Linked DNA regions of Homo sapiens: regions 1 and 2 are each linked to region 3. A link is a contact called in ENCODE Hi-C or POLR2A ChIA-PET data. All regions are on one chromosome and are shown on one strand. Each heading gives the region's core, a stretch centred on a gene start or an enhancer-like site at or near the end of the contact. The rest is flanking DNA. Distances are from core to core; before and after follow the strand shown.

What was found. A loop is a pair of places that touch in the nucleus more often than their neighbours do. ChIA-PET counts read pairs that join two places held with the same protein, here RNA polymerase II (POLR2A). Pooled maps may share reads with other maps.
Region 1: a loop to region 3 is called in a map of naive thymus-derived CD4-positive, alpha-beta T cell, with 23 times the contacts of the local background. The contact joins the promoter of PRKN here to the promoter of MPC1-DT in region 3. A Hi-C loop is called at or near these places in 1 of 168 maps with a recorded cell type or tissue (naive thymus-derived CD4-positive, alpha-beta T cell) and 11 of 50 pooled maps. POLR2A ChIA-PET finds 5 or more read pairs at or near these places in 1 of 52 experiments (OCI-LY7).
Region 2: a pooled map shows a loop between it and region 3 (12-fold over the local background). The contact joins the promoter of C6orf120 here to the promoter of MPC1-DT in region 3. A Hi-C loop is called at or near these places in 1 of 37 single-sample maps with no recorded cell type and 6 of 50 pooled maps. POLR2A ChIA-PET finds 5 or more read pairs at or near these places in 1 of 52 experiments (GM12878).

The regions. Positions count from the first base shown.
Region 1 is chr6:162,726,465-162,729,324 of GRCh38, forward strand. PRKN (parkin RBR E3 ubiquitin protein ligase) reads right to left here and starts at 1,302. Exons shown (of 12, transcript NM_004562.3): 1 at 1,198-1,302. The coding sequence starts at 1,204. PACRG (parkin coregulated) reads left to right here and starts at 1,510. Exons shown (of 5, transcript NM_001080379.2): 1 at 1,510-1,927. The coding sequence starts at 1,772. RefSeq lists silencers at 880-1,419, 909-1,130.
Region 2 is chr6:169,700,804-169,703,656 of GRCh38, forward strand. C6orf120 (chromosome 6 open reading frame 120) reads left to right here and starts at 1,323. Exons shown (of 1, transcript NM_001029863.3): 1 at 1,323-2,853. The coding sequence starts at 1,657. The coding sequence ends at 2,232. It overlaps WDR27 (WD repeat domain 27), which reads right to left and starts at 1,226. Exons shown (of 26, transcript NM_182552.5): 1 at 748-1,226. RefSeq lists enhancers at 780-859, 1,180-1,269 and a silencer at 1,320-1,689.
Region 3 is chr6:166,381,831-166,384,670 of GRCh38, forward strand. It overlaps MPC1-DT (MPC1 divergent transcript), which reads left to right and starts at 1,348. Exons shown (of 1, transcript NR_189630.1): 1 at 1,348-2,840. It overlaps MPC1 (mitochondrial pyruvate carrier 1), which reads right to left and starts at 1,110. Exons shown (of 5, transcript NM_016098.4): 1 at 976-1,110. The coding sequence starts at 1,046. RefSeq lists an enhancer at 253-432 and silencers at 793-892, 1,043-1,782.

The sequences.
Region 1 (2,860 bases), core at 52-2,551, 3.7 Mb before region 3:
CATTCACCAAAAGTCAGACCATGCTAGAAAGGGAAGAAAAGTTGGACAACATTCTTGTTTTACCACAAAGACCATGCCAGTTAGCTGGCTTGATTCTCCCACTGATGGGGAGAATGTTTACATTTTAACAATAACTTCACAAATAAACAGATGTAAGAAGTGTTTTCAGTGCATAAAGATCATATACTTTATAAATCCACCTCTCATCTTTCTTCTGGACAGACCACATCTGACTTCGAACGTACTTACTGCAATCAAAAGTGTTTTGTAAAGGACCCTCCTCAGGAATAAACAAGCTCACTAAACCCTCCATACATAACCTGGAGAAACCTCCACAATAATGAAACCCCATCTAGCACTGTTTTTCAAACATATGGTGCATTTCCATTAATTTTCAGGGATAGCCCCTAAAGTAACTTTTGGCTCAACAACCCTGGAAGAGAGGACCTTTGCTCATCTTACACATCAAGTGTTCATGAACAACTCTGATGCCACTAAGTTTCGTTCACAAACTTGCACCTCGGTCGTTCTTTTACAAAAAAAAAAAAGAAAGGTTATTTTGCAAAAGGCAATAGATTTAATCTTGGCTACTATTTACTCTTAATGTTTCTTTCATCTCAGCCCTCCAATGAGAAGTTTAAAAGGAAACATCCGAGGGAGCAAGTTTAGATCTATCTGGAGGAGTTTCTGTGGAGCCAGCCACCCTCACCAGGTGCCTTCCATTAGAGTTTAATGCTTTGCTGCGGTTTCCTGAAAGAGCCCCACAGAGAGTGGGTCTCGATGGGTCCTGAACCGCACCACAACCGGCCAGTGAGGTGAGGGGCGAAGGTGAGGGGCGGCGGCGGGGCGAAGGTGAGGGGCGGCGGCGGGGAGAAGGCTTCGGGACCCCACACGGTCCGGGGGACCGCGAACGAGGAGCGGGGGTGCGGGGCCGCCTGGCGTCCCCGTCGAGGCGGTCTTCATGAGAACGCTCAGAGCAGGGGCGGGCAGGCGAGGGCTTCGAACGCACACACTGGGGCCCCGGACCCGCGTCGCTGAGCTGGGGAGCCCGGCGGCGCGGGCCGGGGACGGCACGGGCACTTTGGCCCCGTCATTGACAGTTGGCACCGGGGGTCCTGGTCGGCCGAGGCGGGGCGTGGCGCCATACCGGGGCGTGGGGCGGCGCAGAGAGGCTGTACCTGGCAGGTACCCACGTACCTATCATGGTCACTGGGTAGGTGGCGGCTGCGGGCCAGGAACAGGCCCATGCGCGCAGCGGCGCCAGCCGCGCCTCCCACCAGCGGCTCTCCTGGGTTAAATCCTCCAGGCCTCCCCGCCCCCGCGCCCGGCCCTAGGAATGCGCACGCGCGGAGGGCGCGGCCCAGGGCCTGCTGGGAGTCGTAGTTCTAACGCGTAGTTTCTCCTCACGCCTCCTGCCCCCAGCCCCCCACCGCCGCCCTTTCCGGCTTCAGGCCCAGCAATCTTACGTCACCGGGGGGCGGGGCTATGCGCCCGCCGTGTTGACCAGTCGCTTAGCAACCGGGAGGCTTACCTTTGGAAGCTTGTTGCAGCTCTAGCCAAGGTCCTGCCCTCTTCCCGCCCCGCCCCTAGGGTCCAGCTCCCTTCACCTAGGAGCTGCCAAACATCTGGATCAACCTGGGCACTACGAGGGGTTGAATTTCTACCATTATCGCGCCTTTTGATATTTTTTTCCAGACCTCCTGCTCACATCCGTAAAGCCCACTGATTCTTTTACTACACTTTTTATGAGAACAAGACATTTTCTAGGAAGATGGTGGCAGAAAAAGAGACCCTGAGCTTAAACAAATGCCCAGACAAGATGCCGAAGAGGACCAAGCTGCTGGCACAACAGCCGCTCCCGGTGCACCAGCCTCACTCTCTGGTTTCTGAGGGTTTCACAGTCAAAGCCATGATGAAAAACTCAGTCGTAAGTGATCTTCCTGAATTAAATGCACTCGCTCTGAATCAGGGGACACGAGATTTACAGAGGTTGGCCAGCCTTAGGATGGACTCTGAGCCATGTCCTGGGTGGTCTTTGCCAAAAAAGGCAGTTACTTGGCAAGTAGCAAACGGTGCCCCACAGTGTGTGGGGGGCAGGCTAGGTTGTTAGAATCTTGGGCAAGTGATGTACTCTGCCCATTTATAAGCACCTTCCTGATAACTTATGGTTTCTGGACCGCCCAAAATTACTCTTAAGCTATTTACACGAGGAAAAAAGATCCCCTTTACTTACTAATTCCTAACTAGCCCCACTCAGCAAAGGGCCTTATAGAAGGTGAGTTCTTAGAAATCATAAACTCTTGCAAAATTTAACATGAGCTGATATACAACCGGGAACATAAACTCATGAAATAATCTATAATGAGAAATTTCTTCACTTCAACCTAGGAAATTTTAGAATATCCTAGCATTTGCTCTAACAACACTTGTCTCTTACAAAATGATGTCATCTTCTTAGAGTACTGAAAGCCAACTTAATATGAACACTGTTTCCTGACAGGCCTTTTAAGATGATGTGCTTTAAACAATACAAGCTTTAGCTCATATATCTCTGCTACTAATACAATTCATATTTCATCTCTATTATTTGTAGTAATAAAAATAAAATATTCTAAGTATCATTAGAGAAAAAAGATTAAAAATATATACAAATATTTTAGCTGTCTGCATGATAGTATATATTTTTTAAACCTTCCTATTTGTTAAATAGCTTTACACTTGGTATGCTAAGACAGATTTTGCTACTGAGTAAGCAACTGTCTGGGAATGAGGCATTAAATAATAAATGCATCTTTCAAATTTGTGTAATTTACACCCTGGGAAGATCTGAGTTATTACATGGCAATTCATTATGTTAAAT
Region 2 (2,853 bases), core at 73-2,572, 3.3 Mb after region 3:
GCAGAAATAATAAAGTTTTTTATCCCTACCTCCTCTCCCTGCTGTGCCAACCCTAGGGGATAATCAATGTCACAGGATATCCCCAGGAATATCCATGTACATACATGCACAGAACAAGTCAGGGAAAATAAACTAAATTTATTATTTTAGTGAGATTCTAGTGCACCTAACACTAGGTAAGCACTTCAGGAAAAGGCAGTGACAAGTGATTGCTAAAGATACCATAGTCTTAAAGTTAAGTCAGTAAACACAAGATAGTAATCCCAGATAAACTGGAAGCTGTAGAGTTAATACTCCTTTACTGGTACAGAGCAGTGTGTGTAAATTGTAGAAAATTTAGAAATACATAAAAAGATGAAAACTCTACTACTCGAGGAGTACCACTGATAAAATCCTGTGCATTTCCGTTTTTTTAATGTACATACGAATATTTTTAAAAAGAGAAAATTACTCCCTTCTGATTAGAAAAGATCGAAATTTTTCTCTTTTAGTGATAATCAAGTCAGAAACTTGCTGTTTGGCTCGAGTTAGGAAAACCTAGCCTGGTAGTTACCACGCAGGTTGAAAGGCCAGTGGGGCATAATTAACGAGCCCTCAGGGTCCACGCTCCCGCCCTCGGAGCTCAGAACCGACGGGAGGTGCAGGAGGCCGGGCATTTCTACAGCCCTGGTTCGTTCCTAAACTACTGAATCTTTTAAAGAGATCTGAGTGCTCCTTATACACAGCTGCTTTAATTAAAATAACCACCTGAGCCCTTTTCCTCCGAACTCCACATGCGCTCAGTTCTCAAAGCGCCGATCTCAAGCGGCCGCCCGGATGCTCCGGCCCGACTTGTGCCCCGAATTCCCCTGGAGACCCTCGCACTAGCACGGCGTCAGGAGGAGGCTTCGGGTGACGAGACAGCGGGCAACGGCTCTGGTCCAGAGCGCGCGTGTCCGCCGTTGGAAGCGGTCACGGCGGAACCCTCAAATCGCCCCCTTTCCTAGAGACCTCAGCGGAGCCGCGAGCAACCGCGCAGCCCCCGCGCTCCAGCCCTGCGCCCTAGGCACACGCCCCAGAGCAGCAGCTCGGGTTCGGCGCCGACTCCGCGCCGAGACCAGCCCGCTAGGGGAGGACTCACAGCACCCAGCTCCCAGGAGGGCACGCAGAGGACTACCGAGCCACACTCCGCCCCACGCTCGCCGCTATGGTTACTTGCCAGCCGACCCACGCGAGCCGCTATGGTTACTAGCCCGCCGCCCCTCGCGCCCACGCCCCTTTCGCTATCTCGCGACAGCTGGAGAAGCCTCGCTTCCGGCCGGCTCACTTACGGACCTAGCGTCACTTCCGCCTCCGGCGAGGCTCCGGCCTCGGGTCCGGATGTATAAAGCGCGGCCCCCTGCGGGGAGTGGTGGTGAGTCCGAGGGTGCCACAGCGGCCCTGCCCCTGCCCCTGCCCCTGCCCTGAGTGGGCGCCGCGCTACGGGGGAGGGGTTAACCCACCCCTCCTCCCCGGGGCCTCACGCGGGTGGGAAGGGACAGTCCCAGCGACAGACCAGGCGCCTGGACGCGCCGTGGACCCGCGTGCGGACGGCGGGGACAGGCTCCGGTGCTGAGCGCCTCCGGTGTCCCCAGCAGCACTGACCCACTTGCAGGCCCCGGAGCTGAGCCGCCAGCCATGGCCGCTCCCCGCGGGAGGGCCGCGCCCTGGACGACGGCCCTGCTGCTGCTCCTAGCCTCGCAGGTCCTGTCTCCGGGAAGCTGCGCGGACGAGGAGGAGGTCCCCGAGGAGTGGGTGCTCCTGCACGTCGTCCAGGGCCAGATAGGCGCCGGGAACTACAGCTACCTGCGGCTGAACCACGAGGGCAAGATAGTCCTCAGGATGCGCAGCCTCAAGGGAGATGCGGATCTGTACGTCTCCGCCAGCAGCCTGCACCCCAGCTTCGACGACTACGAGCTGCAATCGGCCACCTGCGGCCCGGACGCCGTGTCCATCCCCGCGCACTTCCGGCGCCCAGTGGGCATCGGCGTCTATGGACACCCCTCCCACCTGGAGAGCGAGTTCGAGATGAAGGTGTACTACGACGGCACGGTCGAGCAGCACCCGTTCGGCGAGGCCGCCTACCCCGCCGACGGCGCAGATGCCGGCCAGAAGCACGCTGGTGCCCCGGAAGACGCCTCGCAAGAGGAGGAATCTGTTCTCTGGACGATATTAATTAGCATTTTGAAACTGGTACTTGAAATTCTCTTTTGAGTCGTTGACCACACTCTGGGATATAAAACCCTCCATCTGTGAAGCTGATTGCAGTTTGCTGTGAACCTTGCTACTTGTACTTGGTTGAAGTTCTAGGTACCTTTAGTCAAGGGATGGAAAAATAAAGCCATACGCAGTTTTGTTACCTCAGTTACCCCAAAAATAGGAAAAGCAGCAAGCACAGTATTTTAAAGATCATAATTCCTATAAAAGGACTGTGCACAAAGTGTTTAGACTCCATTTTCATTAGGCAGGTTGACTAAAAATGATTGCAGTAACAGGTTTATATAAAATAGAGCAACCTTTCATGCTGTGACACAAATCAAAAGGTTGATAACTTTGTAATTTTACTCTGGAGATTCTAACCGAAGTTGGTGTAAGTTTTCAAGAGTTACTAAAATCAAGTTGGAAATGATTTACGTACACTTCCCTGAGCCTGGACTAAAGCCTCATGCCTGTACCCCAAGTAGGTGATGGTACTTTTCTATACAAAAAGGATTTCCTGGCAGGCAGGTATTTACAAAGTTTGTTCCTGTACCAGTCCAATAATGACAACTCTAAATCCAGCTGCACCAAATCTTAGTGGGCCATTTGTCATACCTATGAAAATTCTTCAGTTAT
Region 3 (2,840 bases), core at 98-2,597:
ATCTTAAATTGTACTTCCTCCCAAGCTTAAAGTCCTTAGAATGAGAAAACCGAAAGGCGAACCCAAGGCCAGCACATTTTATTTCCGCTGTCCCAGAAGCGCGCTGGGCGCACCCGAAGCTCCGCTCCAACAGCGCCGCGCCGCGCTCTCAGCAGCGCCTCCCGCTGGCGTCTCCCCACCCCACACCCAGGTCGCCGCCTCTGGCACACCTGGACGGCCGCAGGTGACCGGCGACCCACTCCGAGGATCTGGTAGAAACCGGCCAGGAAACCACTCCCGCCCGGAGGAGCGAGCCACTGTCAACTGGCCCGGAGGGACGTGCCCACTGCCAACCATGGGAGAGGAACGAGCCTCTGTCACCCCTGCCGGGTCACCCTGCCCTGAGGGGCGCCCACTGTCACCCCTGCCGGGAGAGGCGTCCCCATGGTCACCCTGTCCTGAGGAGCGCCGTCGCTTTCGTCCCTCCAGGTCCCCACTGCCACTCTGGCCGGGAAGGGCGTCCACTGTTATGCCTACCAGGAGAGGCGTCCCCAGTGTCACCTTGGCCAGGAGGGACGCCCACCGTCACCCACTCCCTGAAGGGGACTCAATGTCACCCCTGCCTTGAGGGGCGCCCACTGTCACCCTGCCGGGAGAGGACACCCACTGTCACCCCCGCCCTGAGGAGCGCCCACTGTCACCCTGCCGGGAGAGGACACCCACTGTCACCCCCGCCCTGAGGGGCGCCCACTGTCACCCCCGCCCTGAAAGGCGCCCACTGTCACCGGCTCTCTACGCCGTCCGCTTCGGGGTGTGGCGGTCCGGGAGGGATCCGGGTGGGGCCCCCCTGACAAGCGCACCCTCTCGCCTGGGCCCCGGCCCACCCGCTGCCCGGGGCCACCGCGTCCTCGCGGCCGCCCTCGTCGCGGACTGCACGGGTCGCAGCCTCCCGGGAGCCCCTCCGGGTTGCGGGGTTCGGCCTGCGGCGCTCGTCACCTCATGAGGTAGTCCCGGAAATCCTTGCTTCGGACATAGTCCGCCGCTTTCCGCACCAACGCGCCCGCCATGGCTGTGCCGACACCAGACCCCGAGTGGTCCCTGCCTCTGCTGCCGCTTCCCAGAGCCAATGACACCCCGGCCAACCCCCCGGCAGCCGACGGCGAGCCAGCCCGAAGGCCCGCCTCACGACACCCGGCCACGCCTTACGGCCGCGCCGCGCCGCCCGGCTCTCGGCCAATGACAGGGCGCAGGGCCAGAGATGGTGGCGCGGACTGGCTGGCTCGTGCCGCACGCCTCCTTCCCGCCCTCGGTGGCGCACGGGGGCGGGGCCCGCTGCCGTAAAACGGCTGGGGCTGGGCCGGGGCTGGCAGGCGGTTGCTAGGCTCCAGCGGCTCCCGGCCAGCGGGGACGTGGAGGTGACATTTCTCTGACCCACAGGACTGTGGGCGCCCTGCCGAGCGTCGCGCGGTCTTGGGGCGACCTGCAGTGGGGCCCCTGCGGCGCAGCGCGCGGTGGGACTGGCCGGGTTCCCGCGCCGCCCAGGGCCTGTGTCTGCGCCGGTTCCTGGCAAGGGCACCTTGGCCGGGCGGCCCGCGTCCCCTGCGCTTCCCACACCCACGTGGGCGGACCCGGCCCGCAAGCTGGGCCAGCCTGCGGTTTCCGGGCACTGGGGAGTGCGCAGAGCCCCGGGCCAGCGACCGCAGCCGGGGCCCCTGGCTTCTCCCGAGCACTTTCCCCCGGACCGGTCCCTCCAGGGTGGCGGGCGGCACCCAGGGCCGGCGCTCCTCACCAACGCGCTGCAGCTACGGGCTCAGGAGGGAGCCGCAGCGTCGGAGGAGGAAAGCATTTAAGAATAGCACAAAGCCTTAGGCTCGAGGAAGCGTGACTGCTTACGTGTTGAAAATAAAGGTTCTGTAAGTCCCACCGCGGGTGCATATTGAAAAGAAAGGGATCATTAGCACGCGACCCTCGCCTAGGAGTATATAAACCGCAGCACGACTTTCGGATCACAAAGGCAGAGAAAAGAACACATTGAAGGCTTTTGCTCACTTTTCCAAGTTGTTTCGTTTCGTTTTGTTTCTAATGTGGACGATCATTTAAAATGCCTCTGGTGGCCGGGCGCGGTGACTGACGCCTGTAATCACAGCACTTTGGGAGGCCGAGGCGGGCGGATCACCTGAGGTCAGGAATTCGAGACCAGCCTGGGCAATACGGTTAAACCCCCTCTCTACTAAAAATAAAAAAATTAGCTGGGCGTGGTGGCATGTGCTTGTAGTCCCAGCTACTTGGGAGGCTGAGACAGAAGAATCGCTTGAACCCGGGAGGCGGAAGTTGCAATGAGCCAAGATTGCGCCATTGCATTCCAGCCTGGGCAACAGAGCAAGACCCTGTCTCCAAAAAAAACAAATAAATATAACAAAATTCCTCTGGTAGCCGGGTGCGGTGGCTCACGCCTGTAATCTCAGCACTTTGGGAGGCTGAGGCAGGTGGATCACTTGAAGTCAAGAGTTTGAGACCAGCCTGGCCAATATAGTGAAACCTCATCTCTACTGAAAATACAAAAATTAGCCAGGCGTGGTGATGCGCTCCTGTGATCCCAGCTACTCGGGAGGCTGAGGCGTGAGAATCGGTTGAACCCGGGAGGTGGAGGTTGTAGTGATCCGAGATTGTGCCATTGCACTCCAGCCTGGGCAACAGAGGGAGATCCTGTCTCTAAAATAAAAAATAAAAGAAATGCCTTTGGTGAACAGGAATTCTCAACATTAGTGACCCGCAGTGTATTAGTGTTAATAATGGACATCCCCTTTGATCCAGCAAGCCCATCTAGAGATTTCCTAGGATAGACAAGCCAGTTTGTGCAA